2 separate regions of the Mus musculus genome follow, and region 2 is linked to region 1. The links are chromatin loops, found by intact Hi-C in ENCODE. Cell type or tissue: left cerebral cortex. All regions are shown on one strand. Links, peaks and the distances in the headings refer to the core of each region. The heading gives the core; the rest is flanking DNA.

What was found. A loop is a pair of places that touch in the nucleus more often than their neighbours do. Peaks named below come from ENCODE experiments on the same cell type or tissue, not always from the same donor. Only the 100,000 strongest peaks of a DNase experiment are listed, where the experiment ranks them.
Region 2: a loop joins it to region 1, with 1.8 times the contacts of the local background. A loop is called at or near these places in 2 of 42 quality-filtered maps.

What each region holds. Positions count from the first base shown.
Region 1 is chr10:39,335,445-39,351,557 of GRCm38, reverse strand. No RefSeq gene overlaps it. Among named protein-coding and RNA genes, the nearest start is that of Gm31616, 26 kb to the left of the region's middle. In left cerebral cortex, for the core only: no CTCF peak of the experiment used is centred there; a DNase peak (open chromatin) is centred at 7,724.
Region 2 is chr10:39,246,784-39,262,896 of GRCm38, reverse strand. It overlaps Gm31562 (a long non-coding RNA gene), which reads right to left. Exons shown (of 5, transcript XR_871584.3): 2 at 14,201-14,397; 3 at 13,204-13,593; 4 at 9,993-10,185; 5 at 7,769-9,559. Among named protein-coding and RNA genes, the nearest start is that of Gm31562, 10 kb to the right of the region's middle. In left cerebral cortex, for the core only: no CTCF peak of the experiment used is centred there; no DNase peak of the experiment used is centred there.

The DNA.
Region 1 (16,113 bases), core at 4,101-12,100:
AAATATCGAAGGCTGAGGGTGTCACCTGTGTGCTTTGAGCTCAGTAACTCATAGCAACCCAGTGAAGAAGGTGTGATACTTCATTCCAAGTGTAAGTGGACAGTACTGAAGTGGACAGGCCAGAGCCACTTTTGGTTAAAACTGCTCTTGCAAAGACATGCATTTAATGTGCTTTCCAGAAGAGATCATTCTTGTACTAGACTATTTTCTCCTATAAAGACTATACTTTAGTGGTTTGTATTATATTCAGAATTGCTTAGTTATCACCAAGATATAATTTTGGATATTTTTGTCACTTTCCACTCTCTACCCACCCAAAATAAACCAAACCAAACCAAAACAAAAAACTCAAACCAAACTCCCCCCAAGCAAACAAGCAAGCAAACAACAACAACAACAACAAAACTATACCCATTAGTTGTCGCCCCATGAGCTTTCTCCCCGTGGTCATAGCAAGCGCTAATTACATCTTTATGGCTGTGCTCACTCTGCCATTCCTAAACGCTTGGCACCGTACAGCACGTAGCCTTGCCGGTTTGGTTTTGGTTTCTTCCTGTTTGTTGCCATGTTTTCAGTACTACCACATTAGAACTTCATTTCTTCTGAGAGTAGAGCACTACCTCAGATTGTATGTCCCGTTCTATGATTCCATGCCCTTGTTGGCCTATATGCTCCCTGCCCTATTAGAGTCACATTACCCAACAGAGACACCTAGAAAGCTGTTTAACTTTCCTGTCCAGTACTCCTCCAACTTCCACAATGCTGGAGCCTTCTTTCTCAGGACAGTGTTAACATTCTGAGGAAAGAGTATGCTATGCAACAAATTTTGAGAAATGCTACCTCAAATATTGAGCAAGAGAGCCTTTCAGGAGAGAGGCAGAATGGAATCATTCTAAATGCTTCTTTCCCTTAATCTGTCCCCGCATCTTTGCATATGAAATGCACATTATAATAATAGCACTAACATTGTGGCCCCATTTCTATTTTGAGTTGGGGAAAATAGGTTAAAATTTTCCCTTTAAATATGCCTCTTTTTGGTTAAAAAAAAAAAAGTAACCACTAGGTTGCTCTGGCAGAATTGCCATCTGTCACAGCAGAACATGTCACTCAGCAATAGGTAACTGCTGGAATGACATTTCCTTTATGGGGTGGTTCACCCCATCCCCATCCCTGTGACTTTCCGAGAACCCAGCGGTGGGTTTGGCACACAGTTAGGCATGCAAACCGCTGATGAAGAAATGGGTGTGGATGATAGATTTGTGACTGTATAATTTTGTGCAAATAAAATTGGAGACCCCTCCCATGTACTTTGTAGGGGAAGATCCATCAACCCTGGAAGCGCTAAGCATCCTGCTTCAGGGAGCAGTGAGTGAGGCACTGTAGCCAGGCTCAGTCTGCGCCCTTCTGCTTTATAATTTTGCGTTCTGACATCTACAACTTAAAGGTTGGAAACTCACTTCTCAATCTAAATTTCAAATGAAAAATGTAAAATTATGCCTTTTTTAAAGGAGGAAAAAAGAAAACTGGGCATGAGTTGTGCTAAAGGGAATTATGCCAAGAAAGCAATATCTGGGGTTTTCTTTGCTTGGAATGTTGGCGGTTGGGAAAGAAAGTAGGCACTGGTTCTCGGTGGAGGTGAAGAAGTGACAGGGCTTCCGCAGCGAACAGTTAACAGACCGCAAGACCAAAAGAAGCTGAAGGGCAAGCGTTGAGTGGCACCATGCCCGACTGTAGGGCAAGCGTTGAGTGGCACCATGCCCGACTGTAGGGCAAGCGTTGAGTGGCACCATGCCCGACTGTAGGGCAAGCGTTGAGTGGCACCATGCCCGACTGTAGGGCAAGCGTTGTGTGTGGTGCTGTAACCCTACCAAAAGGCCAGCATCGTGTGGCGCCTCAATTTTAGTCCTCCTTATTTGCACACCCAGTTTCTGGAGTGACAAAACTGTCACCCAAAACCAAAAGTGGATCTCAAGGCAACCTGTGGTAGAAAACTTGAAGAGAAGTGCAAGTTGCTTTGATCTTTGAGTGGATTGAGTGGCTCTCCCCACCGTAGTCCTCAATCAGATGTACAGCAGAGGATAAAAACCGCTATCTGTGTATTACCAGAGTCCATGTCCGAAGTGAATTAGACACTCCCAAGGAATGAGAAGTCCATTTAAATGATTCACTAATCATAAGATTATGCTAAAAATGACTTTGTTTCAAATTTGTACAGGAAGGTGTCATATTCGAAGTGTGGCTAAGGATGTAGTTCAGTGGTAGAGCACTAGCCTAGCATGTGCAAGTCCCTGGTTTCTTTGCCAACACTTTAAGGAAAAACAGAAAGAAATTAAGTATAAACCCAGGAATCTCTCTTCTCTCTTCATCTCTTTGCCATTTTATGTGTAATTTTGACATTCTTAGAGATGGCAAATTCCAAGCCAGCACATTTTGTAAATCATTCTATAGGTCACTTTGCCAATTTTCATTAAAAGTCATGAAGGTACCAAACAGGTCACCTGGGTCCTCTCCTGGGCCTCGGGAGCCCTCTTGGCCTATTTTCCTGAATTAGAATATGAATCAGTTCCTTGCCTTTCCCATCACCTCCATGCCAATCAACAGTTCCTCCTCCAGTATTTAATTTGATAGTAGCACACTGTACTGTCTTAACACATTTGAATAATAATAATAGCACTTCTCTCCAACTCTACCATGGTGCTGACCTCAGTGTCCAATATAAATTCTTTCTGAATAGAGGGGAACACTTAAAATAGAAGTTCCTTTTCTGAGAATGGGAATCAAGTGTGAAAAGTGATGTTTCTATTATTTGTTTGCAGAAACCTGCCAGTAAGGGAATCCTGTAGGCTGTGAGGCAGAGACCGATGCTGTGCCTGTCGGGAGGAATGCTTCTCTTTCTCCAGTGATCATGGTCCATCTGGGAGGAGAAAAGAATTTGGTCTTCAGGAGTAGAATTTGCAGGTTGGCTTGGAAACTGGACCACTTAACCCCTTGCTTACACTGGACCTGGTCTGCCATTTTGACATATTTGTGCAGTGGAGGGAGCCAACTTCTATTTGCCTTCTCTTTGCAAGATAATCTTCTTTTCTTGCTCCACAGCCCCTCCTGGGGATGGAACAGCTATAAGTAGACCAAGCTTTGATCCATAAGCCAGCCACTCATTAGGTAGAGTAAGCTTCCTGCTTCCTGCTTTCAGCACTGTGGAAGTCCACTCCCTGGGTTTGAACTGGGGATGAGGTGCTTTGGGCAGCTTGCTCATGAGCTGTCTGTTCTTCCCAAGTCACTCACCTCTGTGAACTTTCATGTTTCTATAAAGGATCTCCAAGTTGGATACACTCTACCCACAAGAATTCAACTCAATGAATTGTTAGGATAATGATAATAAAAAGTAACACACTTAGAACATTTTATAAATATCCCAAAGACCCACACAAATGGGGCAGACACTGAGCTTGTTGTGCAAATCCTTTGACTGGATTCTTACAGTTTCAACAAAGAGATCTGTGATCTCTTAGTGTGATTTTAAATAATGAGATAAACACCATGACCAAAAACAACTTGGGAAGGAAAGGGTTTATTTCATGTTACAGCTTACAGTCTCTCATGAAGGAAAGTGGACACAGGAACTTAGGGCACAAACCTGCAGACAGGAACACTGCTTACTCTCTTGCTCCCTATGGCTTGCTCAGCCTCCTTTCTTTGAACCCAGAGCTACCTGTCCAGCGATGGCATCACTCTCAGTGTGCTGAACTCTCCCACATCAATCATTTATCAAGAAAATGTCTCACAAATTTGGCTACAGGCCAATTGGATCAAAATTTTTCTTTTGTTTTGTATTTTTTTTTTTCCAGTTGAGATTCCTTCTTGCAAGATGACCCAAGCTTGTGTCAAGTTGAGAAAGAAAAAAAAAAACACCCAAAAACAAAAACTAATCAGCATATGTAGGAAGTAACAGTTTTCATGACAGATGAGACAGGCTTTGGGAGGCACAATATACCCACTGACAATTAAAGAAGTAAGGAGAAGGTTGGAGGCTGGAGAAACATATCTGGGGTTGTGTCCATCTGAATAGCACAGGGTCGATTATTTAACTTCAGTTCCTTCACAGATGGCGTCAGGAAGTGGAGCCTGTTCCTCATCACTCTGGTTAGGGTTGAAGAAAGACTAAAGAAAGCATCACTGGGTTAGCTAGAATTTCTAAGACCCACGGACTGGAAATTCATGTATATCTGTCATCTTTCAGAATTGTTCTTGAATCCAAAAAAAAGGTTCATTCCTTTCCTTTTGAATAGATTCTCACAAGTCAACACTTTCAAACCAAATGCTGGCTCGGCCTGCAGGAGCTCTCACTGTCTGTTCTCTGGATGAGGAAGGACAGTCTTGGATCTAACTGAGAGTATAATACGGAGTGTCCTTCTAAACCGTGTCGTTCTCACTTTACCAGCAAGATACATTTTGCTCTCCAGATTCTTGTCAGAGATTCGATAATGAGTAAACTCTTCTAACACATACTATGGCTGAACTCAATCAGATTAACACTTGAAAGCAAAAACTTAAAGGCCATTCTCATCTTGAACTCTAGTTCTATCTGTCCTTTCAGATTTAATCAGAAGTGCATGAGCCCAAGTGTGGGAGATGAAAGGGGAATGTCTGGTTCAGTCCTGTCTTTTTATGGATGGAGACCTCTAAGTGAGTTGCTGGTACAGAGCCCAGGTGCTGAGTATTACACCTGCTGAGGCTAAGTACCTGGGCTGTTGATGACCTAGCTTCAATTTCTCTTTCCTTTCCAGAAACCGGTTATATAAGGAAGAATGGATACATGTAGTAAAACCTTTCTAAAATGTGTTTCATGGAAACAAAATCACTGGTCCTTCCTTGAAAAGAAAATGCTTGGTTGGTCAAGTCTAAAAACCGAGCAACCTGCAGTCTACTCAGAGAACTCAGTGCACGATATAGTCCAGTTATAGAGAACAACACATTCCAAATACTCGGAAACATCCATTTCTTCCAGGCCCCTTTGATGGCCTCGATGCTGGTGTCCTAATCATACACTTTAGCTTACTCTGATAAGCCATCTCAGATCCTTTAGAAGGTAAACGGGTTGTGAATCCTAAACAAATAAAATGGGGCCTCTGCAAGCCTTGCTGTATGTTCCTGTTGGGGAGAGTGGTCTGTAACCGTCCTTCCCAATTTCCTGCTAGGGTCTGCAGCCACTGCCTCCTGGAGGACCCCTAAAGCTCTGTCTTACATCTCCTTGACAGTTGTGGAACACCAGGCAGGAAGTGTTCCAATTCACTTCTCACTAAAGGTGGAATGGGTATTAGACAGACTGAATTCATTACAATATATGTCGTCATTAATTTGGTCAGGCATCCAACCTTCTGCTATGAATAGGAGGTTGGACAAAATGCAGCTTGAAGTTGTGGGAATTATCCCCCAAACAAATTCCTGGGACTATAGAGTTACCCAGCCTAACCACTCAAGCCAGAAACTTTGTTACTATAGTTCCTTTGTGGAGCATCCAAGTACTGAATACTTTAACTTCTACTCATCAGTGTTTTCAAACCTGGTACACAATAGAAAGAACAGGGAGGCTTTCAAAACAGTATGCTTGGGCCTTCCCTCCAGCTGTTATGATCATTAACCTGTGTGTGGGCCAAGGATATCAAAGTGAAGCCAGGGTTAAAAACCATCCTTCTAACAGTGGCTTTAGTCAATCCTATCTTTTCTACAGCATGTCAGCATGTCATGGGTCTCTGCCATCACTGTGTCCCTCGTGGGACATGGAAACAGCTCCCTAACTGACTTTCCTGACTTCTGTCCCTTCTGAGCTTTTTTGTGTGGTACATTTTATGCATTTAAAACACCAATTTGGCTATTTAATTTTTTTTGGCTTCATGTACCAAAGTGTCCCTCTCTGCCTTATGTAAATCTTCTCCATTTGCATAATGGCAATCACCAGATTTATTAAGGAGCTGCTGCGTGTCAAGTACTGCACCAGGCATAACTACAGTATTTCATTTGATCCTCTCGGCAACCTGAGAGGTAGGTGGTAGCATTATCCCTGTGTCACAGGGAGGAGATTGAGAGTTCCAGAAGTGAAGTAAATTGCCCTGTCTTAGAGACAGTGTGTGCTAGAGGCATAATAGAAATGCAGGTCTATCTGTGCTCTTATCGGGTCCAGTGTTTTGGTACTTGTCCAAGTTAAAGACAGAAGATGAACGCTCTGGTTTGTAGCCTCTCCTTTCAAAATATCTGGAAGGATAAAAGGCGTTTACTTGCAAGTACAAAGAGGGTAGGAGAGGGGTCACTAGTTGAAATACTTCAAAAGACAGAAAAAGGATGGAGAAGGGGTCTTGCATAACATCCAGAAAGATGCATGTCTTATAGGACAAGTGGAACCAAGGAGGAAAGAGTGGGGTAGCCCTCAGCTAGAGAATCTAGAACAGCTGAGAGTGTGGGAGCTGAGTACATTAGAAGAAGTCTATTCACCTTGCTTGGGTCTGGGGCACAGAAAACTGACAAATACATAATCACCCCTGGGCAGCAGGAGGAGGTGTTACTTTAAGAAATGGTTGAGAAAGGGGGCAGAATTTGGAGACCACATGCATGGTATCATAGTGTGTGTGTGTGTGTGTGTGTGTGTGTGTGTGTGTGTGTGTGTGTGTGTTGGAGGGGTTGTCTCAAACTGCCTAAGGGGTCTGGAGATGTTGCTCAGGTGCTAGAGAGTTTGCCCAGCATGCACCAATCCCCAAGTTCAACCCACAGAACCATATAAAACCAGTGAGGTGGCACATGCTTATAATCTCAGTACTCCACAGACTGAAACAGGAGACTCCGAATTCAAGAGCATTCTCTGCTATGTCATGAGTGCAAGACCAGCCCTTGGATACACATGACTCTGACTTAGTGGTATGGGGGCCTGGGGGGTGGGTGGATGAGAGGAGCATATAGTCAGAATGGCCTGTCGGTGCCTTTCATTCCTGAACTCCTAGGATGAAAGAGACTTTCAGAGAGAACAGAGGATTCTACTGGAGAAGCCAGGGTTTGCCTGGAAGAGAGCACTGGGTTTCTGTTGTGTGACAAAGTTTTTCTTGGGGAAACACTACACAATGTCTACTCACTCCAGATAGGAAACCCTATGACAGACCATATTAAGGAGTAACTTGGTGAACCAATGAGTTTTATTGGGAATTATTTAAAGGAAAATCGGTGAGGGGTAACTTACAGGAGCAGAGATGACTCAAAGACAGCTGCATCACCAAAGCCCACTGCAGTGCAGGTGACAACTCACAAGGGGCAGCTGGAACACAGTGCAGTGTGCATGTAACTGAACAGGTTAGAGAGTGTCCCTTCCAAGTGACTCGGTTGGTTCATACCTCTTCCAGGAAACTCAGCTGTTTTCTGCTTCTTCCAGCTGCTGTTGTCTCAGAGTCTTCTTTGAAACTTGGCTTTGATCTTCTGAGAGGGTAGCTTGGCTTGTAATGTTTGCTTTGGCAGGGGTGGGGGTGGGGGTGAGGGGTGGGGCTAGTGAATCTAGTCTGTTTCAGGGACTTCCTAAAGCTATTTTGATTTGTTTACCTTTCTGCTTAAGGAGATTCTCAGCCTGATGGAATATTTCAATCTCAGGAGAAACTGTTACACAACAGCTACACTGGAGTACTCTGTCTGAAACATTGTTTTCTTGCCAGTCACTCCATATTGAGTGGGCTGAGGGAGCATGCATCTGGGGTTGAGAATGGGGGGGCAGGGGTGTAACCACAAACAGAAACCTCATACAACACTGGTTGATCTACTGGGAGGGTTTCCAGATCTTAACAGAACTATGATCCTTTTTGGCGACTTCAGGGGAACCTCATTTCTGTGCCTTTCTCCAGATTCCTTGGCTGAACTCCTCATCCCACCATTTCCAAGCCAGCAACAGCTGCTAAGTCTTCCCACAGCCCTTTCTCTGCTTCTCTTCTCTCTTCTTTGCCCTTTGAAGAATCCTGGCCATCACACTGAGACTGGTGGATGATCTCAGTCACTCTCTCATCACAAGAGATCTGGCTTATAGTCCAGTTCCTCCTGACATCTTCCTCTTTGCTGTACTGTGTGATATACACATAGGTTCTGGGCATAAAGCGTAAGGGTCAGAGAATCACTGGAGGAAGAACCCAGACTCAAATAGTATGCATAAGCAAAGAGTGTTTATCCTGCAGAAACAACCAGCATGCAGGGGTCAGCCATTTATTCAAAATAGCAACAACCAGACAAGCTTGCAGGCTCGCAGGCTCCTTTTAAGCACAGCTAGGGGAATTTTAGGGATAGTTAGATAATTTTTTGTACATTTCTAATTGGTTGCTATATTAGTTTTACCATTTTTTGTTAGGCCTTCTAGGAACTGTTTCAGTCCTTGGATTGGCTATCTCTCTCAGCTAAATGTCAGGGCCTTTGATTACTAAATACTCATTATCTGTGTTTTGTTGTTGTTGTTGTTGCTTTGTTTTTTGTTTTGTTTGTTTTTTGTTTTGTTTGTTTGTTCTGAGAATACTTGCTTGCTTCTTTAGCGTAGAGCCAAACATGGCTGCCTGTTCTAAAATGGAGTGAGTTAGGTCCTCTCAGAAGGTGTGGACATCTTTGAGAGAGGCTACTATTCTATCTTCCATACTCCCCAAGGTGAAAGAGTAAGAACAAAACCAAGGGAAGCCTGAGAACTTTCCACAGCTTAAGAGTTGTCTCAGGAGACATAGTGACTAAGTTTACTGTGGGGTCCTGTGACAGACAAAAGGCAGAAAGCAAAAACCCAAGAAAGCTGGCAAGATAAGGATTGCACAAGTGATATATTCATGTTGGTTCATGAATTATGACAAGGTACATACAACATGAGTAAGATATTAATCCCATTTACTTACTATATTCTATTAACTAATAGAATGCAATATGTCTTATAAAGAAATCTCCTTGCTATCTTAGACGTTTTCAAGGAATCGGAAACTATTCTAACATAAATGAGTTATTCTTCAGAACAGGAAAACAAAGGTTTTCCCTGGGGATACAGCAAGGATGACAGTGCGAGAGAAGTTTCTCACAATCTTCCTGGGTATTAGATCATTTAAAAACATATGCATATATTATCCTGTTAAAATACCAAAAAAGAAAAATATATGAGTGTGCAGTTCCTGGTCTTTACTTATTCAGCCTTCTCCTTGTAAGGTGACTTCTCATTTTTACCCAGCAAATCTTTAAAACCTTGGTCTAACTGAGCTGGAGACAAACTGATCATCCCAGGACTGAGGCAAGGAATGCCTGAATTTGAGGAGGCCTAGGCTATATACTAAGCTCCCCACCCCCTCTCTCTTTGTGTGTGTGTGTGTGTGTGTGTGTGTGTGTGTGTGTGTGTGTAGATCAAGGGCTTTGTGGGGTCTGTAACAACCAATGTAATGACCTGCTTCGACATTAGGCATCCTTGCATCTGCTGTTATAATTACGGATATGTCACATGGCATCGTTATTGGTTATTCAGTGTCTCCCTCCCCTACCAGGATGTGACAAACTCCTTGAAGGCAGACACTGTCTGATTCATCTTTGCATCCCCAAAGATGATGGAGGGCCTGCCTCACAACAGATTACTAACATGTTATGATGAGGTAAGAGTTGAGCAAATGAGTTGATAGATGAATAAATGAATTATTGAGAGAAACAGTCCACTGGCGGACCATGGGTCACTACAGGCTTAGAGCTGTTTTTCCTGGTAACTGCAAATGTTATGAATAGGAGATCATATCAAGATAATGACTATCTTGGCACACATAGAGGGAAGATAAGGTGATACCAAAACACTGGACTTGTCTGCAAAAGAAATATATGGGTTTAATATGCCCTAAATGTAAACTAGATGGAAGCTGTCGGTGGATAAACAGGTAGGCCTGGGAATAGAACTCAGTGCCTGTCTAGCATGTGCAAGACATGTTACAACCCCAGAAGCACAAAACCTTGCCAGCAAAACACAATAGCTGTAACTCACAACAGCACAACTGGGAAGAATACATGTTACTTTATTTGGTAACAGTGTAGGATAAATAATTTGTGGAAAATAGAGTTGTTGATATGAAGTACATATTTAAGGCCAGTGCACAACGAAACTTGATACACTGAGTCTAGTGTGGAACACAACAGATCCAAACAGGAAGTTGTTTATAAATAATAAAGCAGTGCGTTGTTTATTTATTTTTGTTTTGTTTAATTTGTTTGTTTGTTGAGACAGGGCCTCACTAGGTAACTCTAGCTGGCCTGGAACTCACTATGTAGACCAGGCTGGCTTCCAAATCACAGAGATCTGCCTGCCTCTTTATGTAGGGTAGTGGGATTAAAGGCATGTGCCACCATGCCCTGCTGAGTAGTGTTTGAAATCCTGTTATACTCAATCATATTTCCATCATGTCTAACTTCCAGCTTCTTGGAGAATCTGAAAGCATCCACTTGACATGCCCCTGCCTGCGTCTCTGAGCTCACTTTCTTCTTGTCATTGGGTTTCTTGAAGACTTCTTTCTTGTCCCAGGGAGCCTAGGATTTGCTCCCTCTTCCTGGCCTCTTCTTCCCTGATCTTTGTCTCAACCCAAATCCAAAAGGTTATCTTATGTTAACTAGCTCCACCTTCAAGTTCCTTCTTCCTACACGGGCCTGTGTCCTTTATTGTACACACTGTTGGTAATTATCATGGTTATTTGCATGTTTTCCAGATCTTAGCTTTGATTTGTTTGTTTGTTTTCCTCCCCTGCTAAAAGAAATATCACCTCTGGCCCAGACAACTTCTGTGTCTATTCTAGAGTCCAAGCTTAAAGACTGAACCCTTCATGACCCTCTGCTGGGCCATTATAAATGATTCAGGAAACAAGGGAAACGAACAACTGCTCAAAAGGCGATGGCTAAGGAGCAGTTAATTAGGGTGGGGCTTTATTCTTTTTCCCCCTCTTTGGGTAGGAGCCAACCTCTCGCCAAGCCATAATTTGTGTCTTCATATGTGCTTTTCAGACATTCATGTTTAAATGCCTTTCCAGGAATGCTTTGATGAAAAACTGGCTCACCTGTGTGGTCTGAAAGATGCTTACCTGGAGACACTATCCAGGCCCAAGGATGGCTTCTTGCCCGGAAATACCCCTTTCTTATTCTCCTTGCCTTTCGTCTCAAGGGTCTACTTTGTCAGCCCTGGATTTTAAGTCATGCCATTTCTGTGGGCATCTGCACCTGCTTCTTCTAACCTAAAGCACATGTTAAGGTGTGGGTCCTAGCACACAGGTATTCCTAGCTGGGCAGAAGCATATACATCTTCATGTGTCCTGACAAATAGTTTTTTAAATCTTTTTGATGTCACTGGTGGTGTGACTACTCAGACAATGGCTCAAGCCAATAGAAAGTCATTATTAGCCTAGCGGTGACTACACTGGGTATTTGGGACCCAGTGAAGTCCCCAGCCTTTCTCAAGGTAAGCTTCTAAGCATAAAACCACATCCTCAGTTAACATGCCTCGGTTAGCAAGAAGGGTTAGCCAGAAGCAGAACTACAGAAACCAGAAAGCAAGGTTAGTACATTTAGAGACCTTCCCAGAAGTAAGAGCTTGGTTGGATTAGGTCTTTGCTATTCTGGCAGCTGTTGCTGTCTTCATGCTGGGCTCCAAGGCCTGAATGGTGCCTCTGTCATGGTGTCAGCTGTGCTAAGGTCTGGGGCCTCTTACACTTGGCCTGCCTCTAGAAAAGAGAGGAAGGAAAAAATAAAATAAAAACAGAAAAGAAAGGGAACAGGAAGGAAATAGTTCACAGCTTATGTGATAAGCTACAACTTCCGGAGTCAGGAAGTGATAGGGACTACTGAAAACCTATAAGGCAGAGATAATATCAGAGAGAGTTTTAAAGTACAGAGTAAATAAATATTGATAATGGTCAGCTTGCACAAATAAAGGTATTCAGTGTCTGATTATTTTTTGCTCTCATCATATTTCCAGTCAATTAGAAGCCAGTATTGTTAGGAATTTAGTTTTGATGGAGTTATGTTAAGACAATTTTACAAATGTGGTGGTTTGAGCAGGAATGCCCCCCCTCCCCAGAGGCTCGTGTGTTTGAATGCTTGGTCAATGCTTGATCAGGCAGTGTAGCCTTGTTGGAGGAGTGTAGTACTAGGGGTGGGCTCTGAGGATTCAGTGTGTCTCAGTTCACTTCCTGCTGCCTGCTGATTTGACTATAGAACTCTCAGCTGCTTCTCCAGCACCATATCTGCCTGCACAGTGCCATGTTTCCTGCCATGATGATAATGGACTAAACCTCTGAAACTGTAAGCCAGCCCCAAGTAAATGTTTTCTTTGTAAAAGTTGTTATGGTCATGGTATCTCTTCACAGAAATAAAAGCCCTAAGACACTGAATAATATAGGTGTTTTCAATATTAGAGAACTTTCTGGAAAGAATGTAGGTCACATAAGAGCCATCAAATTGATCACTTTCATGGTCCTAATAATCCCTTGCTTGAAAATTTCCACGGAATTAGTTGGAGGAAATGCTTCTTTGCACAAAGGTGTTTGTAGCTAGTCCATATGTTTTGACAATAGCAGCAAACAGCAATGGGCCCAGTATTATGTAAAAATCCCATAATTGGTAATATGGACATAATTGTTAGTTTGGTTCACCATTTCAGCATTAAAAATGGTAGATATGAGAATCATATGGACATATAAGGAAGTATATTTTAAATAGCAAAAAAAAAAAAATAGACAACAGAGCATCACACAGTGTTCACAATTCTGTCTATATATTATGTGCCTTATATGAGTACCCATGTTTGTGTAGGTGAGCATACAGATGCCAGATGCAGAGTTAGTTGTGTTTCTCTGTCACTGTCCACCTTATTTTTGAGATAGTATCTCTCACTGAACAAGGAGCTCAGTGAAGTGGTAGACCAGCTGACCAGAAAGCCCCACTCTTGTGTGCACTCCCCTTTTTATGTGGGCCATGGAGATTCATACTCAGGTCTCCATTCCTTCAGGACAGCACTTAACCAGCTGAATCTCTGCTCAGGTTGCAGGTCAGCTTCCAGATATCTTAAGAACAGAACCTCATAAAGAACAATAAGGGCTTGCACTGGATATTTATGGAAATGGGAGTGGCTTAGATTTAAATATATATAATTGTCTTGTTATTTACTTATATTTTAATTGTAATGTTGATCAAATATATTCTAATGGCAACATTCCAGTAGACAGAATTTAAAAATAAGCTCTATCCCCAGCTCTGTAATTTCCCCCTCTGCATGATCAGAATGAGCAATCACTCTGGCAGACTTTTCCCTTCAGGGAAGTGTTCGCTTGAGCTCCTAGCAAACTCACAGGGAGAAGCACTAGCAGAGAGAGAAATCTGCCTCCTGCTATATTTTCACCAGCTCAGCTAAAAAGATGCTGTTTTTGAGCGTCTTTTGTGTGTTTGTGCATTATATTGCAACATTCTGGATACAAGTATGCAAGCAGACATCCTGAGTAGGTTTCCTCCTTCCTGTTCCATCTCCCTGGAGAGCAGACATGATGGCTGGATCCCCAGAAGTTCTGTCCAATCACAAGATTCAATAGAATGGTTCAGTCACTGTCCTTTGTATCTATATTATCTGTACTTTTTTGTGACCTGTGTTCTCATTTACAATGTTGTGTCTAAATTTCTGGTTCATTTAAATGTCTTTTAAATATCTATTTGTGTGTTTGGCTGTTTTGTCTTTTTTGTTTTGTTTTGTTTTGTTTTTTTGTTTGTTTGTTTTGAGATAGAGGTTCTCTGTGTATTCGCCTTGGCTGTACTGGAACTTGTTTTGTAGACTGGAACTTGTTTGGCTGGCCTCGAACTCACAGAGATCCTGCCTCTGCCTTCTGAGTGCTGGATTTAAAGGTGTAAATACCATCTTTAGTGAACTCACTTAATTTAATTGCATAGGTTATGTAGTCTACTGAATCCTGAAGCAAGTTAATCCCATGGTTTGGACATTTAAGACATTCCGGAGTTTTGTTGTTGTTGTTATTATTATTGTTGTTAAAGCATTCTTTTATAAATAGATTTTTTTTGTAAATAGCATTCTTACGCATTTGTTTTCAGTCTGATCTTTGCATATTATAGTGATGTATTAGCTCAGTTAAAATGAAGACAAAGAGTACTTTCATAGTCCTGACCTTGGCCGATTTATTTTACTTCCACATCTCCATTGCCAATGTAAAATAGTATTATATCCCCTGCAAGTTTATACTAACCCTGGATGCATCTGTCCATTCACTCAAATCTTTGTCTTTGTCCTATAAACTTCATATCCTGTGACTAAAAACATATGTAACAAAATATATGTATACATATAAACAATAAACTATGTATAAAATGTATAAATATGTATAAAAATATAAACATTTAAACTATTTCCAGGTGTAATAGTTACCTTCGGTTGTATCAGTTACCTTGTGCTGCACAATCAATAGCATTATTTATTTCAGCACCTGCACCTATCAAATGCCAATCATCCTTTCTCTCTCTCTGTGGCCTGTGGCAACCCTTCATGCCTTCATGCATTGACTGATGTAGGTATTTCATGTGCGTGGAATTAAAACAGTGTCTTTTGTGTGCATTTTCAGACATTATCCATGTTGTAGCTCATGGAGTAGGATTGTTTTCCTTCCAGAGGCTGAATGTAATGTATATGTGCATATAAGTATGAGTGTGGATGTATATACACACACGTCACATCACAGTTTTATCCATTCATCCATCACTGCTACTTGGATTACGGGCATAGGTCAGCCGTTGTGAGTAATATGTTGTGGATGTGAGTATATAAACATGTGTGTTTGTGTCACTGCCTTGCTGGGTCATGCAATAGACTTATGTTTAGTTTTTAAGACCCCACCTTAAACTAAATTTAAGGACCCGCCGCACTGATTTTCATTGCCTCTGCATCTGTTCACATTTCTCTAATTTAATTTTTTTATTCATTTTACATCTCACTCACTGCCCCCCTCCCAGCCACCCTCTCTCACAATCCTTCTGCCACCGGCCTTCCCTCTCTCCTTTAAGCACATGGGGGCCCTGGGTATCTCCCCACCCTGGCACTTCAAGTCTCTGCAAGGCTAGGTGCATCCTCCCCCACCGAGCTCAGACAAGGCAGCCCAGGTGGAATAACATATCCACAGAAAAGCAACAGCTTTTAGGATAGCCCTGCTCCAGTTGCTCAGGAGCCAGATAAAGACCAAGCTGCACATCTATTATATATGTGTGGGGAGGCCTAGGTCCAGCCTATGTATGTTCTTTGGTTGGTGGCTCAGACTCAGAGAGCCCCCAAGGGTCCAGGTCAGTTGAATCTGCTGGTCTTCCTGTGGAGTTCCTATCCCCTTCTGGGCTGCATTCCTTCCTCCTGTTCTGCCATAAAAGTCCTCAAGCTCCATCCACTGTTTGGCTGTGGGTTTCTGCATCTGTCTGAGTCAGCTGCTGGGTGGAGACTCTCAGAGGACAGTCATGCTAGACTCATGTCTGCAAGCTTAACAGAGCATCATTAATAGAGTTAGGGTTTGGTGCTTGCCCATGGGATGGGTCTCAAGTTGGGCCAGTTATTGGTTGGCCATTTTCTCAGTCTCTATTCCATCCCCAACACCTGCATTTCCTGAAAAACTTTCAACCCCAAATTTATTGTTTCACATTCTTTTCAACAGAACACATGGTTCAGGAAGCTTTATATCCTATTCAGCATTTATTTTTCACATTTTTAAATGATGGCCATCCTGTGGGTGCTTCTCAATCTGTGGGTCGTGACCCTTGAAGGGCTGCATATCAGATATTTATATTACAATTTATAACACTAGAAAAATTAGTATAAAGTAGCAACAAGATAATCTTATGGTTGCAGGGGTTGGGGGTGGTCACGGTAACATGAGGACTGTATTAAAGGGCCACAGCATCAGGAAGGCTGAGAGCCTCTGGATTAAAGCATCTTTTCATATGCTTAATGGTCATTGTATTATTCCTCCTTGGGAGAAGTGTCTATTCAAGTACTTTACCCATTTTTAAAATTGAATCTATGTATTTTTTGTTGTTAAATTATCGTATGTGTTTGTATATTATGGACACTAATCC
Region 2 (16,113 bases), core at 4,069-12,068, 89 kb after region 1:
TTGAACCAAGACTGAGCTCCGCAGCCTATGACTCCCATTCGGCTTTGCTCTCTTTACCTGTGGGATCAGATGCCAGCTCTGTGCAGACAGAAATGTTGAAAGGATCTGCATTTTTGAAATGCTGGATGCTGTTTTCTTTAGCTGCAGCAGCAACTGCTGTCTGTGACTTTCCTCTGGACTGTAAGGAATGTTGGTATGATAATCACAGGAAAGACCCTCTGCCGCTGGAACCACGGTGCTGCTCAGTCTTTCAATTTGACGTCCATGGCGGCCACCAGGGAATCCACGAAGGCTCATAAAACTTTACCCACACTGTCTTCAGTCACAGTGGAGGGGAGAAATAGAAAGAGAGGAGTGGGAAGGGTAAAAGTCAATTTCGAGCTTTGTGTACTGTGGGTCCTGTGGACTTATACACAATTCTCTCTCTCTCTCTCTCTCTCTCTCTCTCTCTGTGTGTGTGTGTGTGTGTGTGTGTGTGTGTGTTTATGAGAGAGAGAGAGAGAGAGATTTTGTTTTCAGAAGCTTGTTTCTTGGGGTACCTCAGAACAACATGGCTAGATTGTCCAAGGAATAAAAATCATTAATAGAGCTGTCTTCTGGGTTCCCCTCCAAACCACTGTCTGTATGCTCTGGGGAAAAGGCTCCAGCTTATTCACTAATTGTGTTATCTTTCCACAAGATATTCATTGTTTTGAAAATAGGAGAAAACCTCAACAGCTCTGAAGCATATAATTATGCTTTCTCATTACCCAACAGGAATGTTCCCTAGCGCTGTGATGATGCACTTGAGGATGATTTGGGGGGCGGGAGAGAGCTCAGGGGGCAGAGCTGGAGGCAGTGAGCAGAGCAGCTGGCCCCCATCCCTCTATTCTGTCATGTTCACTTTTTTCTGCCTAAGGGTTCTCACACATTGGTAGCTTTTCCACAAATCAACAGCCTCGGCAGGCAGTGTTCTGGTGCATTCCCAGGCCTCCTGTCACCCCCTCTCCCTGGTGATCAGTGTAATAAGTGATTTCAGAGTATTAAAGTGAATTCCACTACCGCTGAATCATATACAGACCCAAGGCCAAGCGATGACATCAGGAACATATGTGTTATTCTGAAGGAAAAACTTGGCTTTGGAAATGAGAACAAGATCTCCAGTGGGGAAGCCAGGGATACAAAGGCTAGGGGAAAACACAAAGAGGAAGAGTCCTCTATGGCTTTACCTCCATTGAAGTAGTTGCCTAAAAGGACTGCTGCCCTGAGACATTTGTGCAGTGCTGAAGCAGGTCTAGGAAGCTAGGATGTGTGTCCTGCACCAACAAGGCAGAAATGGTGAGAGGGATACTCTACTGGCTGTAATTCTTGATAACTATGATTTTATAAGCCTGGAATTTTTCAAGCAAGCTTTATTTTCATTCAGAGTGGTATCTGTGAAGTATTAATTCATTAATCACACAAGCCTGTCCCCATGTTGACCAAATGCAGAAGAAGATGCATTCAAGATCTGTGTTTATCTAAGCACATTGCGACATTGGGATGTGGTCATTTCTCCTTGTATTCTTTGGAAGCCACGGGACAAATTCTGATCACTTCCTAATTTGACATCATGCTTGAGCTTTATATAGTCCTTCTTGTTTCCATAGCAATGAAATCACTAAGCAGTATAAGGAGCCTGTGGAACAATATAGGAAACAAGACGGAAACTGAGTAGAAGAAATGACAGAAGTTAAGGTCAAAATTTCTTGTGCTCTAGAAATTTTTTATTACAGTTTTATTTATCTCAATAGATTAAGCCAAACCTCCTTGGTGCCACTAGGTATAAATTGTGTTTGTTTTCTCAGATCCTCTCAGGATTCAGGGTTATCTTACTGCAATCTTCAGTCCTGCAGATGCCTGCTGTGCTAATCTGCACAGGCATGAGTATGTGCGTACACATGCTGAGTCCATGCTCCAGTGTGTGCACACGCATGCTGGATCCATGTTCCAGTGTGTGCACATGCATGTTGGATCCAAGCTCCAGTGTGTGCACACACATGCTGGATCCATGTTCCAGTGTGTGCACATGCATGCTGACAATCTGTGCTCTCTTGTTTTAAGTCTGTCCTCCTCATCTTTCCAAATGGCCTTATTTCCTCGGATGCACTCACACTAGGATAAGCGTAACTCTCATGTGAGTAGGTAGTAATGGAATACTGGACAACATACTCATTCACCTAGCCACGCATTTGTTAGAAGTCTAGGCTTTGAGCAAGCATCCTGCGTGACAGACAAGAAGCACAATAGACACAGAGGCATAATTAGGTGGATGCAGTCATTGTTATGTGTTTTTTTTTTTTATGAGGAGCTCAGTGTGAAACCTTCCAGGCCCCCTGGGACTAATAGCTCCCCTTTTGTACATTCTTAGTCCTTGGGATGCTTGATTGACAACTGAAGTGTTTGGCCCTTCACCTATTAACTTCCATTGATGAGAAAATGTATGCCACAAGTCTAGTTTTTCCACTAGCTAGACAGACAAGGCGAATACAAGTGCAACATAACAGCAGCACTTCAGCTTTCGAAGGATGAGATGGATAGGCTTGTATGAGCATCTCCACAACTGCAGGGGTGGGTCCCTTGCTGCAACTGGGCTGCACTTTCACCAATAGCCTGCCATAGGCTCTCTTCCTGGTGCCAAGCCTCAACTTCTTTTCGTGATTCCTTTAATCTTGGGCCTTCAATGGCCATTGAGACTGCAACCTCACAAATGGCCAATCCTAGTGTCTCGCAGTGCCACGCCCAGCTGCTCATCAAATGGTGACTTCAGCAGAGGAGTTCAATAATCAGGTAGATAGGACGACCTGTTCTGTGGACAGTCAGCCTCTTTCCCCAGCCATCCTGGTTATTGCTCAATGGGCATGTGGACAAAGTGGCCATGGGGGCAGAGATGGAGGTTTATGTAAGGGCTCAACAACACAGACTTCCATACACCAAGGCTGACCTGGCTACCAGTGGCACCACTCCCCAGGTTGACTACGCAGCATCCTGGACCACTTCCTCTGTGGAAAGGACAATGTTTTGTTCTTGCTGGAGTAGATACTTATTCTGATTATGGATTTGCCTTTTCTGCACGTAATGCTTCTGCCAAAACCACCATCCACGGACTCACAGAATGCCTTATGCACCATCATGGTATTCCACACAGTATTGCTTCTGACCAAGGAGCTCATTTCACACCAGAGAAGTCCAACAGTGGGCCCATGATCATGGACTTCACTGGTCTTACCATGTCCCCATCATCCTGAAGCTGCTGACCTGATAGAAAGATGGAATGGCCTTTTGAAGATACAGTTACAGCGTCAATTAGGTGGCAGCAGCATGGAGGGCTGAGGCAGAGTTCTTCAGAAGGCAGAATATGCTTTGAATCAGCGTCTGATATATGGTACAGTTTCTCCCATAGCCAGAATCCACAGGTCCAGGGATCTGGGGGTGGCGGGAGCGGGGTGAGGGGGAGAAGGGAATAGTTCCACTCACTGTCACCCTGGTGACCCTCTAGGAAAGTTTCTGCTTCCTGTTCCCATAGCCCTAAGTTCTTTTGGCCAGGAAGTTTTGGTTCCAGAGGGACAAGTGCTCCTGCCAAAGCCTAGAAGACAAACTGTGTATGGCATAGAGGGCAGAGCTGGAGAAGTGACCCAAGCCATCTGGCAGAGCCCAGATAATCATGTGTGGATCCCAAACATTGGACATTCAGTTACTTACACTGCCGGAATATGGTTTTGCTTGGTTTAGACTGTGACTGTGTCCTGGTTCTTCCCTCTTGAAGAAGGTATTTAATTTAATTTTGACTTTTACAGAAGCCCTCAACTGAAGGACCTTGAAATTTTAAAAGAGATTTTGGATTTTTAGAGGTTGGCTTTTTTTTTTTTCTTGATCTTAGATTTTTATTAGTCCATGAATTCGTTTTTTGCTTTTTTTATTAGATATTTTCTTCATTTATATTTCAAATGCTATCCCGAAAGTCCCCTATACCCTCCCCCTTCCCTGCTCCCCAACACACCCACTCCCACTTCCTGGCCCTGGCATTCCCCTGTACTGGGGCATATAATCTTCGCAAGACCAAGGGCCTCTCATCCCATTGATGGCCGACTAGGCCATCCTCTGCTACATATGCAACTAGAGACACAAGCTCTGGGGGGTACTGTTTAGTTCATATTGTTGTTCCTCCTATAGGGTTGCAGACACCTTTAGCTCCTTGGTTACTTTCTCTAGCTCCTTCATTGGGGACCCTGTGTTCCATCCAATAGATGACTGTGAACATTCACTTCTGTATTTGGAAGGAACTGGTATAGCCTCACAAGAGATAGCTATATCAGGGTCCTGTCAGCAAAATCTTGCTGGCATATGCGATAGTGTCTGGGTATGGTGATTGTTTATGGGCTGGATCCCCGGATAGGACAGTCTCTGGATGGTCCTTCCTTCCGTTTCAGCTCCGAACTTTGTCTCTGTAACTCCTTCCATGGGTATTTTGTTCCTCATTCTAAGAAGGAACGAAGTATCCACACTTTGGTCTTCCTTCTTCCTGAGTTTCATGTGTTTTGAAAATTAAGAGACTGAAATGTGTTTTCATTTTAAAGACGGTGGGAGTTCTAATGCTATTTATGTTTTTAATGTAATATCTTGTAAGAAAGGAAGGGTTGTGATGTAATAGTGATGTGGTTGTGTGTCAAGTTGACAAGGGGTCAGTTGTACTGACTGGTTTTGTGTGTCAACTTGACACAAGTTAGAGTCACCAGAGAGAAAGGAGCCTCAGTTGAGGAAAAGCCTTAATGAGACCCAGTTGTAAGGTATTTTCTCAATTAGTGATCAGTGGTGGAGGGTCTCAACCACTGCGGGTGGTGCCACCCCTGGGCTGGTGGTCCTGAGTTCTATGAGAAAGCTGGCAGAGCAAGCCATGGGAAGCAAGGCAGTGAGCAGCACCCCTCCATGGCCTTTGCACAGCTCCTGCCTCCAGGTTCCTGACCTGTGTGAGCTCCTGCCCTGATGTCCTTTGGTGATAAACAGGGCTGGGGAAGCAGAAGCCGAATAAACCCTTTCCTCCCCAAGTTGCTTTTGGTCATGGTGTTTCACTGCAGCAACAGAAACCTACAAAGACAGGTTGGAGTATTAGCTAGTCTGTGTCACTGCACATAACTGAGAGGAATAATCTCAAAGAGAAAAAGGTTTATTTGAGCTCACAGTTCTGGCTATTTCAATCTGCAGTTGGTTGAACTTGTTTCTTTGGGTCTGTGATGGGCAGCCAAGCTCATCATATTGAGGAACACTTGCTAGAGGAAGCTTCTCACCTCAGGATAGCTGGCCAACAAAGAGACAGGAGAGGGGGCCAACTTCCCCTTTAGGGAGACACCTTTAATGACCTAACTTCCTTTGGCTGGGCCACAACTCCTAAAGGTTCCAATGAAAGGACACTAGCCAGCTCCCAAACATGGCTTCTCCCTAGTTCCCTCTGTCTTGCTTTAAAAAGGACAAAAAAGCTGTATTACATTCCTATAGCTAGCCCCTAATGTCTGTTTCCTTATTTGGCCAACTTCTCCTCCTAAGGCTGACTACCAAGGTCCAGCTATCAAAGCATTGAAGTCCAGCATTCAAAAGCCCCCTTTGGCTCACCTAATTAACATGCCCAATTAAAACTAAACTCCTCATCTTAATTGGGGGTGGGGGGGGCGATTACATTTATAAACTGCCATTTGCCTATGGGCCACTCTGTCTCCTTTCTGTCCACGGGCAGTCCTTTGCCTTCTAGGACAAATACCCCTTCACCCTCTCTTTTGTTTTGTTACCCCCTTTTCCTTGTACTCTACCTTCTGTTTTTGTTCCTTATCTCTGTCCACTGTCCCTCTGAGGCAAATAAAATTCCTTTGTGCCCAGAACTTGGTCTCAGGGGTATGTTGAGCCAATTTCAAGGTTCCCTAAAGGAACTACTTACCACACTGGTGACCATGCCTGAACACCCATGGGCCCTGGGGGAACACTTAGCAAACTTTGGTTTTGCAACAGTATCCAGGTCTGATGGGAAGGCTCAGAGCATTAAGGCTCTCAACCTTAACCCTGACAACCAGAGTTTAGTCCTTGGAAGGGGAGAAAGCCTGCAAGCTGTCCTTTGACTCCCACATGTATGTAACAGCACAGGCACATGTGTGCCCACAGCACATTCACATGTGTGTCCACATCACATGCACATGTGTGCCTCAACACATGCATACGTGTACTCACAGAACAGGCACGTGTGTGCCATAGTACAGGCTCATGTACATGCAAACAGCACAGGCACATGTTTGCCACAGCACATGTGTGACACAGCACCTGTGTGCCTACACTGTAAGCACACGTGTGCCCACAGCACATACGCATGTCTGCCACAGCACATGCACATGTATGCCCACAGCACAAGTGTTTCACAGCACATGTGTGCCAGAGCACATGGGAAATAAATGGGTAAAAAATTAAGTGGCATGTGTCTTCTGTTATTCATTAGGCAAACACCAACTTTCTTGGGCAATGTGTTTTTTTTTGGTCATGCTAGAAACTGGAGCTAAATCAGAACCTTTTGCCTCAACTCCTCTTGGTGGAGCTAGAAATGTTAATTCAAACACCTCCACAAAGACTGGCACCCAAGAGAATTCTGACACCTTCCCTCAGTTCCCATGCAACAACTTGATTGGTTTTGATTGTTTGTTAAACAGGGCGCCACACAGCACATTCTGGTTGTGAACTCACTAGGCAGAAAAGCCTGTCTTGAACTCTTGATCTTCCTGTCTCTACCTCCCAAGTGCTAGGTTTTATAGTCATACCTGACCATGCTTGGCTTACCTTGACAGGTTTTGAGGACTTTTCCTGTGAGGGTGGGCAGGTTGTGATGACGAGCCTTTGCTGCAGGTGCTCCGGAGAACACAGCACAGGTATGGAGACAGACTCTGGATAGGGGTTCTAGGAATCTGACTATCTGGTACCTTGCTTTGTGAGGTGGGTTTTAGCTCATGACAGCACAGTACTGATAAATGTTTGGCTTAAGTACATGGCCTAGCTGAAAAGAGTAACCTGCCTTTGTCCAGCTTCCTTCCTGTGTCTGTCCTCCAGCCTGTCCTTGTGTTTCTGGTAGCTGAACGCATATATACATTTACAGATCACGTCTCTTTTACAACTGTATTAGATGTTCAACAGATATTTATTTATTGAGTAAAACAGTTGCCGTGACCACCACTCTGAGTTGAGGTAGATAAGTAAACAGATTTTCAGGTCTATGCCTGTGTTTTACGTATGAATTCAAAAAGTTGCCCTGGAAATATATCCATTTTGCTTTTCTTGATTGTAATATAAAAAGATAAATATTCAACCGGGCCTTTATTCCCAGCACTCAGAAGGCAGAGTCAGGTAGATCTCTGGTCTACAGAGTCAAAGAGAGGGCTCTTCTTGTGGGGGTGTGTACAGCCAGTACACAGGGAAACTCTGGAAAAAGAAAACAAAACAACCAAACTAAAGCAAAAACAAAAAAGGAAAGAGAATATCCTACTAATGTCATGGCATTTGATTAACACTCTAAATACAGGTTAGCCTTCCGAGGCAAGGTTACATCTGAGAGTGACTACACTGTCTGAAGTGGCACACTTTATGTTCACGGCAGAACCATGAAAGAAGAAGTCACAATGTATGCAGTATTTTTTCTGCATTCAGAGAAAGATCTTTTTTTTTTTTTCCTGTTGATATCTGAATGAGCCTTTGTCTGGAAGTTAAACCTTGTTTTACACCAGAGAAAGTGACAACAGAAATAAAAATTTCATTTAATTTCTTGCTTTAGTTTTTCATCACTGTATCAAAATGTTTGAGAAAGAGAATATAAAGGGAAGAAAGCTTTATTCTGGGTCAGAGGTTTCTATGTACAGTCAGATGGTCAGTTGTTTTGGGGCTGTGCCAAGTAGGAGCATCCCTGTGGGAGTGGTCAGGGCATAAAGCCACTCACTTCACACATCTAGGAATCAAAGAGAGTAAAAGGCTGGAGTCCCCATATCCCCTCAAGGAAACACCTCCCAATTCCTTCCATTAGGCCCCACCTCCTAAAAGTGCCTTTGCCTCTAGATAGCACTATAGACTGGGACCCGGCCTGTAATGTGGCCTTTGAATGACATTTAAGATCCAAACCATAACAGTAGTTGACAAATAAGTAAGATACACACTCCCACCTCACCACTGCCCCTTGACACAGAGCCTCCATGAAGACTTGAAACCAGGAAGGACGTTAGGTCATTGGTCCTCAAAGTTACAACAGAACATGAATGGTACTGTGACAAATATCTGACAGAAGCAAGGAAGGAGAGCAAGGGTTAATTTGGCTCACAGTTTGGTATGCTTACAGTTCATTTCAACAAGGAGGGAACACTGAGGTGATTTGGTTAATGGCAACTGAAGCTCCAGACTAGAACAGAAGGGGGACGGGGGTTGGGGGGGGGGAGATGTATCCATATAGAATCCAATAGTGTGGGCAGCTTTTAGCTGAGTGGAGTGAGCACTGGATGTGGATATGCACGGGAGATCTTCTCTACATTGCCTGCCTCTGTCCAACACTCCTTTGTCTACCACTCCCTGATTCATGCTTGAATGGTACCAAACAATTTGTCTTTCTCTGCATATGATGTGTCCTTCCTTGCCGGTTCAATTTTGATCATGCCGTTCCCTTTGCCTGGAAGCTTGCTTCAGATGTTCATGTCCACTTGGATGTGTGAATCCCTAATTAATATCAGTTAAGGCATCATTTCCTTCAAACCCATCTCTCCCTCCTCATCCTGCGTTAAGATGCTTTTGCTTTTGTGTAAAGTTGTACAGTTTTGAAGCTGGGTAGTTCTTGGACTTGAACTAGGACTTCGTGGATGTTAGGCAAACATTCTACCATTGAGATCCAGCTCTGGCCCTTGTGCAAGTTTTTTTTTACTGTAGAAAATCACCAGAGAGGAATTCCTGCCCAAGCTCCAGTCCTTGCTGAGTGCCCAGGGCTGGAATTCTTGGTATCTTAGCGTCTCAGATGTTTTCCAATATGTGAGGATATTCAAACCACTCCTTTTCCATCTTCTTCCTCTGTTTGGTTACAACAGCCTTGCTAGCTATAGAATAAAGACAAGACGATAGAGAAAGCACTGGAATCGCCAGCTTCAAATAAGAAATGCTCCTGCAGTCGTATGAGGGCAAGGCATTTGGTAGTCAGGAGCTCAGACTCCCTCTCACTCTGACTCAGTCTGTGGCCTGTGGGTGACTCGGTTTCTTAAACCTTAATACAGGTAATAATGACACTCGCTGCTTTGTGAGGGACTATTAAAGTTAGCAAACTGCGTGCCAATGCAGGGATGAAAGGGGTTAAAAACTGTAATTTGTGAGGCCTGGTAAATTGTGTCGCTTGTATCTGTGTTGGGCTTGAACTGTAAGGCCAGATGATTCTTGGCCTTAACGCTGTCTTTTTAGAAAACAGGAGAGCCAGAAGGAAGAAGTGAGGTGTGTCGGTTGGCGTGCGGAGGAAGAGACGTCAGCAGAGGTCTGAAGCAGCTCTCCAACTTCCCTGAAGGCAAATGTGGGAAAATAAGAACTCTGGTAGACTTGCTGGACTGCACACTCCACTCTAGAATTTCCCAGGCAGACTCCAAGGAGATCCCCTGATCTTTGTGACCATTTGCCTTGTGACATCCAGGACTAGTTCTGTCTTCAGTTGTGGTGGTTAGCACAGGTTCTATAAATCCTCTGCTGAATTAGCTGAAGGAGGTTTTTCATTTTGTTTTTAGTATTGATGTACAAATAATTTATCTTAAAAGCTAGGCTCTAAGCTAGTATGCTGGATTACTTTAAAACCTGTGTTAGAAGCCACACTGGTCCCTGAATTCATTATTTTTGTATTGCTGTGACCAAATATCTGACAGAAGCTAGCAAGGAAGGAAAGGGTTAATTTAGCTCACAGTTTGGGATGAATACAGTCCATTTTAGCAAGGAAGGAATACCGAGTGAGTCGGGTAGTGGCAGTAGAAATGTGTGGTTCAGAGCCTTTGTGTAGCTTGGACAGAAGAAGAGACCTCAGAAGTTAGAAAAGAGGGCCAGCAGCCCCCATCCTTCTTCCATCCAGGTTCCATCTTCTGCAGACTCCACAGCCTTCAAAACAGGCCTGTAAGGTGGGAACCGACTGAAGACATGAACCTGTGTGAGAGATTTCAAATTCAAACCGTAAGAGCCCCAACTAAAGTCCTCTGAGACCTGGTTACAAGCTGATGCCTTCTCTGGGTGGTTTTGCTAGGAGAGAGATGATTTTCAAATGTCACACCCTTTTACTTTCTCCTCCTATTTGATGGGAAACAATACCTTGTAGGTGAACAAATCTTGGCAGAGTGTTCTGGGAGGGAATAAGAAATGGGCGGGGTGGAAATACGCACTCCCATGGCCTGTCTTCTTATCCCAATCCTTAAAGGCCTATGGCCAGATCTTCCTCCTAGTCCCTGACCCAAAACCATGACCTTGGAGCATCCCCAAAGCATCACCATGTGCAATAGGTTGTGACAGTGCTATGACTTCAGAGTGACCCTGGGACAGGGTTGTGAGTCCAGAGCATCCCTGTCATGGAGCTGAGTTTAAAGATCACCCCTGTCACTGTGACAAAACTGACCACAGCCCTCTCTTACCTGTGCCAGATGCAATCCTAAAGTGAATTCTGCATTAGTCAGAATGCTGTCCTGAGAGAGGCTAATGACCCAGAGGTGGAAAATCTAGTCTCTTGGGGAAACTGAAATGTTTCACAGGTCCCAGGGGTTGGCTGTGTCACCTGCTATGTGCTGGAGTCTGGAAGAGTGTTGGGCATGCTGATAGGACTTGGTATGTAAAGACATGTCATAACTAAGGGGTTATCAATGCTGGGAAATCTCAACAAAGCTGGAGAGTCTCCTGCTTTGTTAAGTTGGGCAACACTTGGGCTTCAGGAGTTCTCTCTAGGTACTGAGCACTCCCGGATTCTGTTTGAGCATGTTGCTAGGAGCTGACACGGCTACAGCTAAAGTGCACAATCATCCTTGTCTTTGCATCTATCATTCTGATGGGAAGATGTGCAAAGCAGAAGAAAACGTACCCATAGCACCACTGACAGGACAATGAGTGCTCTTTCCAGTCCTAGATACACATCTCTGCATCTATTTGGGATTGGGATCTTGGTCCAATCCCTCTCCCAATAACTCTCTTTCTCTATGTCAGGGCAAGCCAACAGGGGCTAACATAGGGAGTAGTTGTGGTTGGTTTTAACTTAGATGTAGGAGTGATCTTTACAATACTTGGCACCCAGTATAGCACAGGTGCTACAATCAGATGGACGCCTCAAGCTCATTTCCTTTCATGGATCTCAGGAGAAAGCCTGGAGTAGCTGGTGTGATCTCCTTTCCTGGAGAAGGTGCCTGCGAGATTGACTATGAGAGGGAATGGAAGTAGCCACGGAATGACTGGATCAGACAAGAGCTCTGGATACCAGTTCCACCCCTCCATTCTAGAAGAATCTAGAAAAAAATGGTGAGCTCTTGTGAGTTTTCAGCTGGAGCTCCATTCAAAAGTTTAATTTTTTAATGTATATGGATATTTTGCCTGAATGTATGTATGTGACCCACCAGAGGCCAGAAAAGGGTGTCAGGTCCCCTGGATTGAAGCCAGGTCCTCTGCAAGAACAGGTGCTCTTAACTGCTAAGCCATGTATGTCTCCAGGTCCCTACTTTAACTTTAACATTTGGATCTGGGTTAAAACTCATAGCTACTGAGTCCTCCTGTAAGATAGCTTTGAAATCAGATGACCTTAGCAATTGTGACATGTGACACCTAGGTAGAACACCAGCTGTCAGGGCACCAGCCCCTTGAAAATACTTTATTGGGAAGAATGTGGTAGCCCTGCTGTGAGCTTTGATGTGGCGCCCTTTTCCTTTGGATCTGCTTTTGCCAGGCCATGACCTGCTTTACAGAAGAATAGCCATGACCAGGGCCACTCCTCCTTGACAGGAGACAGGACACACTGTTTGGAGGGAGTGGCAGTGACCCAACCACCCTAGTTGTGGTTGTTGGAGAGCTGGCACATTACTGGTCCTACAGGTTTCTAACTTGTCATCGTGGCTGGCAACGTCCCCTGGCTTTTATTGAAGACTTAATTGAAGAGCATCTGATGCCTGAATGTCTTTGCTGCCTGACAGCCTTGAAAATGGAAGAAGAAAGAACCTGAACCAAATAACAGTATGCCCGGTGCATGCTCTCAGTCCTCAGGTGGAGCCTGGCAGGGACTATCTTTTCTGTGGTGTGCACAATAACTCAAGGAGGCTAGGCTGCTTAGAGGCTGCTTGGAGAGTCACGCATCCATCTAAAAGGACAAAATGTCAATCATTTGTATTTTTTTGTAAGGGACATGGATAAGGAACTGCTCCACTCTTGGCCTCTGGTGGTGACCCACATTCATATCATGGTGGCCAGAAGATTCCAGGTGAGTTCATTTACAGCTGTGCCAGCATACTGTGACATGGGACACAAAGAGAATTGGACCAGTTTAGGTTTGCCTCTTGGGATTATGATCCAGGAACTATTGAGAGTCTGGGAGAGAGGAACAAGTGGGTGCAGTGACTGTGCAATCATTGGGTGGAGACAGAGAGCGGGTATTTAAGTGCATCCTCGGCGGTCAAGGATGTGGGAAAGGAAACAGGATTGCTTCACCCCACTCTTATTAATGAGCATCTATTATGTGTCAGTCACCCATCTGGGAGGGAGGGATGCCTTGGTGAGCAAAGATGAACAAAAATCTTACCTTCATACAGCTGATCTTCTAGTGGGGTGACACCAAGTAATCAGGGGAAATTGGAAATAGAAATTGGGTGCTAGGGAGACTTAGAATCACCACAGGGCGCGCTGGAGTTGCTGGTGCCAGGCTCTGGGCTCCACCTCAAGCAACACACACCCAAGACAAGAAAAACGCTGGAGAAGAACAGAGTCAGCGTGCCCAAAGCTCAGACGTCTGCGTGATAACAGACAAACAGTGACAAAGAGAATTCATTATGCTATTTTTTTTTTTTAGTAACTTTAGACTTTTTTTCATAATAACAAATTTTTAAAGGGACCAGGAAGCCGTGAAGGAAGGATGTGGTCAAGGGGCCTTTAGAACATTGTGAGCAAAGAAGGGAAATTAACTGGACAGGGCGTTTTGCTCACCTTGGAGCTGTGGGTGTGAGGATCAACTGCTGTCCTGGGGTCTGTGGAGGTCCTGGGGAGAGGTCTGTTACAGTTTCTGTTTTTTACAGAGCTAAACATCCCCATTTGTTGTTGTTGTTGTTGTTCCCTCGTGTATTCCCACAACTAATTGCCTTTCAGCTACCATTAGGACTCCTTGTCCTTCATGCAGGAATGATTGATGACAGCAGCCGCTCTTTTGTACCTTTGGCTGGAACTCTCGGTGATCAGGGAAGGTGTGCATGATGAATACCGTGGGCTGCGTTTTTTCTCTGCTCAGGAGATCACCTCACAAAGGCTGGGAGTGGTGCTGTCTCTGTGATTTCGTAAAGCCCTGAAGTGGCCTAAGACTTTTTATTTTATTTGGAAAGCCTAGGACAAAAAGTACATTCAAGATCAGATGAAGGTCTATGCATGTTTTATGTATGTATGTATGTATTTGTTTGTTTGTTTAGAAATATCGTGTTATTGGAAACTGAGAAATTACAATAGCAGCAGTTGGAGAGATGGCTCAGTGGTTGAGAGTGTTTACTGCTCTTATGAGAGCAGTTTCCTGGCACCCACACTGGGTGGCTCATACTATGCCCCCTTCTGATCCCTTGGGCACCTACACTCATGTTCACATACAGACACACAAATACACATAATCAAAAAATTGTTAAAAGAATACAAAGACACTGTGTTCCTCGAGTATGGGAAAATGGACTCTTCCCTAGAAGTCAGCAGGTATATCTGACCAAAGATGGCAGCCACTGATGTGAAACACTCTCAGTTCTCATCCCCCCCTGGTTTCCATGGGTGGACCAGGCCTCCTCCTGTATAACTTGGCATTCTTCATGTCTATAAGGTTGAAGAAATATTATCTAAAAATAGAATTGAATCTATCCCTGACGCCTGTCCCATCTCGACCTTAAAACCTCTACTATTTCATCAGACTTTGCCCACAAATAACTCCAGGGAAGCCAGGAGTCATACTTACGGGTGTGCTGCAGGTGCCCACGTGACCTTGTCATAGTAGAATGTCATAGAACCAGTTTGTCAGAGAGCACCTTAAGCTCTTACTGATGAAAGAGCAATATAAACTGGAGGTCTTCTAATAACATCATTCTGCCTGTAGATTCCTTTTGTAGCACTTGAGCCAAGTGCTAAATTTACTTTTTCCAAGGAAATGTTTTCCTGAGGAAGGGAAATTTGGAAAAGATACGTTGCTTTCTTATACCTTGTAGGAAGAAGTGTTGAAACTTTGAGACTAATTAGCATGCACGCAGTGTTCGCATACAGTGCTCCGCGTCTTCGTGTTTATAGCTTGTTATCATCCAACATCTATAAACTACCCCTCCCCCGTGAACTTGGCCAATTTCATCAGTCCTGTTTTACAGAAAACCCTGGAGGAGGCGGAGAAGGTGTTTTGGATGCTATAATGCAGATCAGATTGTTGTAGAGATATTTGGAACCAGCCCACACACTGGCCCGGGACTGATGCAGACAGAGCAGCAGTGTGTTTTCAGTTGAGACTCACCACAAAGCTGCAGGACCAAGCCTTTTTGTGTAGCTGTGAGAAAACTGCAGGACGATCCCCGAAGTTGGGGCTCCTGTTTGGTCTCAGTATTCATTCTTTTGGGTATTGGGGGTCATCATCTAGAAAGGCTCTTGGAGAGTACACCTCTGATTCTGCAGGAAATACAGCTTTGGTTTAAATGACCTATGCATAGAGTCAGTTCTGGATGAGATGTGGCTTTGTAGCTATCTTTCTTTCCACCCAAGACTCATAAATCAGATTCATCCCCGTGGCCAACATGATCCCCATGGCCACCATGAAGAGAGAAACAATGAAAACTTACCTGCCTCTTAATAGCGGCCAAAGCAAGGCGCTTCACAAAGAGTTTTCAGCTAACAGTATTCTAAAAAGTACCTGATACTTTATTAGTCTGCTTAAAGATAAGTTAATTTGTTCCCATCAAGGCCACCCAAAACCAAAGCTTTCTCTGGGGCTAGTATCTTCAGATGGATGGTAGCAATTATTTTCTTTCTATTTAACAACTTACTTCTTCAGGTAGACACTGAAGCACAGAGAGCTAAGGTGGTTAACATGATATATGTCCTTGCATGGCAGGTAGCTTTCCCCTGGTTGGTGCCCCTCAGCGTGCTGGCTAGTGTTTTGTCAACTTTACACAAGCTAGAGTGGTAGTTCTCAACCTTCCTAATGCTGTGACCCTTTAGTACAGTTTCTCATGTCGTGGTGGCCATCAGCTATAAAGTTAGTTTTGTTGCTGCTTCATAAGTGTAATTTTGCTACCATTCTGAATAGAAATACAAATACCTATATTTTCCAATGGTCTTAGGAGACCCCTGTTAAAGTGTTTCACCCCCAGGGTGCTCCAAACCACAGGTTGTGAACCATTGAGCTAGCGTCATCTGAGAAGAGAGAACCTAGATTGAGAAAATACTTCAGTCAGATTGATTGATGTGGGAAAGTCCAGCCCACTGTGGGAGGTGCTACACCTAGGCAGGCAGGCGGTTCTTGGTAGTAAAAAGAAAGCAGGCTGAGCAAGTCATGAGGAGCAAGGCAGCATTCCTCACAGGCTCCTGCTTCAGGTTCTGCCTCCTGTTTCCTGCCCTGGCTTCCTTAATGATAGATTTCGGGGAGGAAGTATCAGATAAAATAAACCCTTTCCTCTCCAAGTTGCTTTTGGTCATGGTGTTTTAGCACAGCAATAGAAACTTTAGACAAAGGTACTCCCCTGCTGTCCTCTGAGCCTTTCACACTCTAAGCTGGCAGACTACAGAGAACACAAAGCCTGTAAGGCCAGATGTCACTTCTATTTGTTTTCCCTTAGTAAGACTGAGCCACATAGGAGTAAGCAAAGGTGGGAAATATGAACCCTGGCTGGT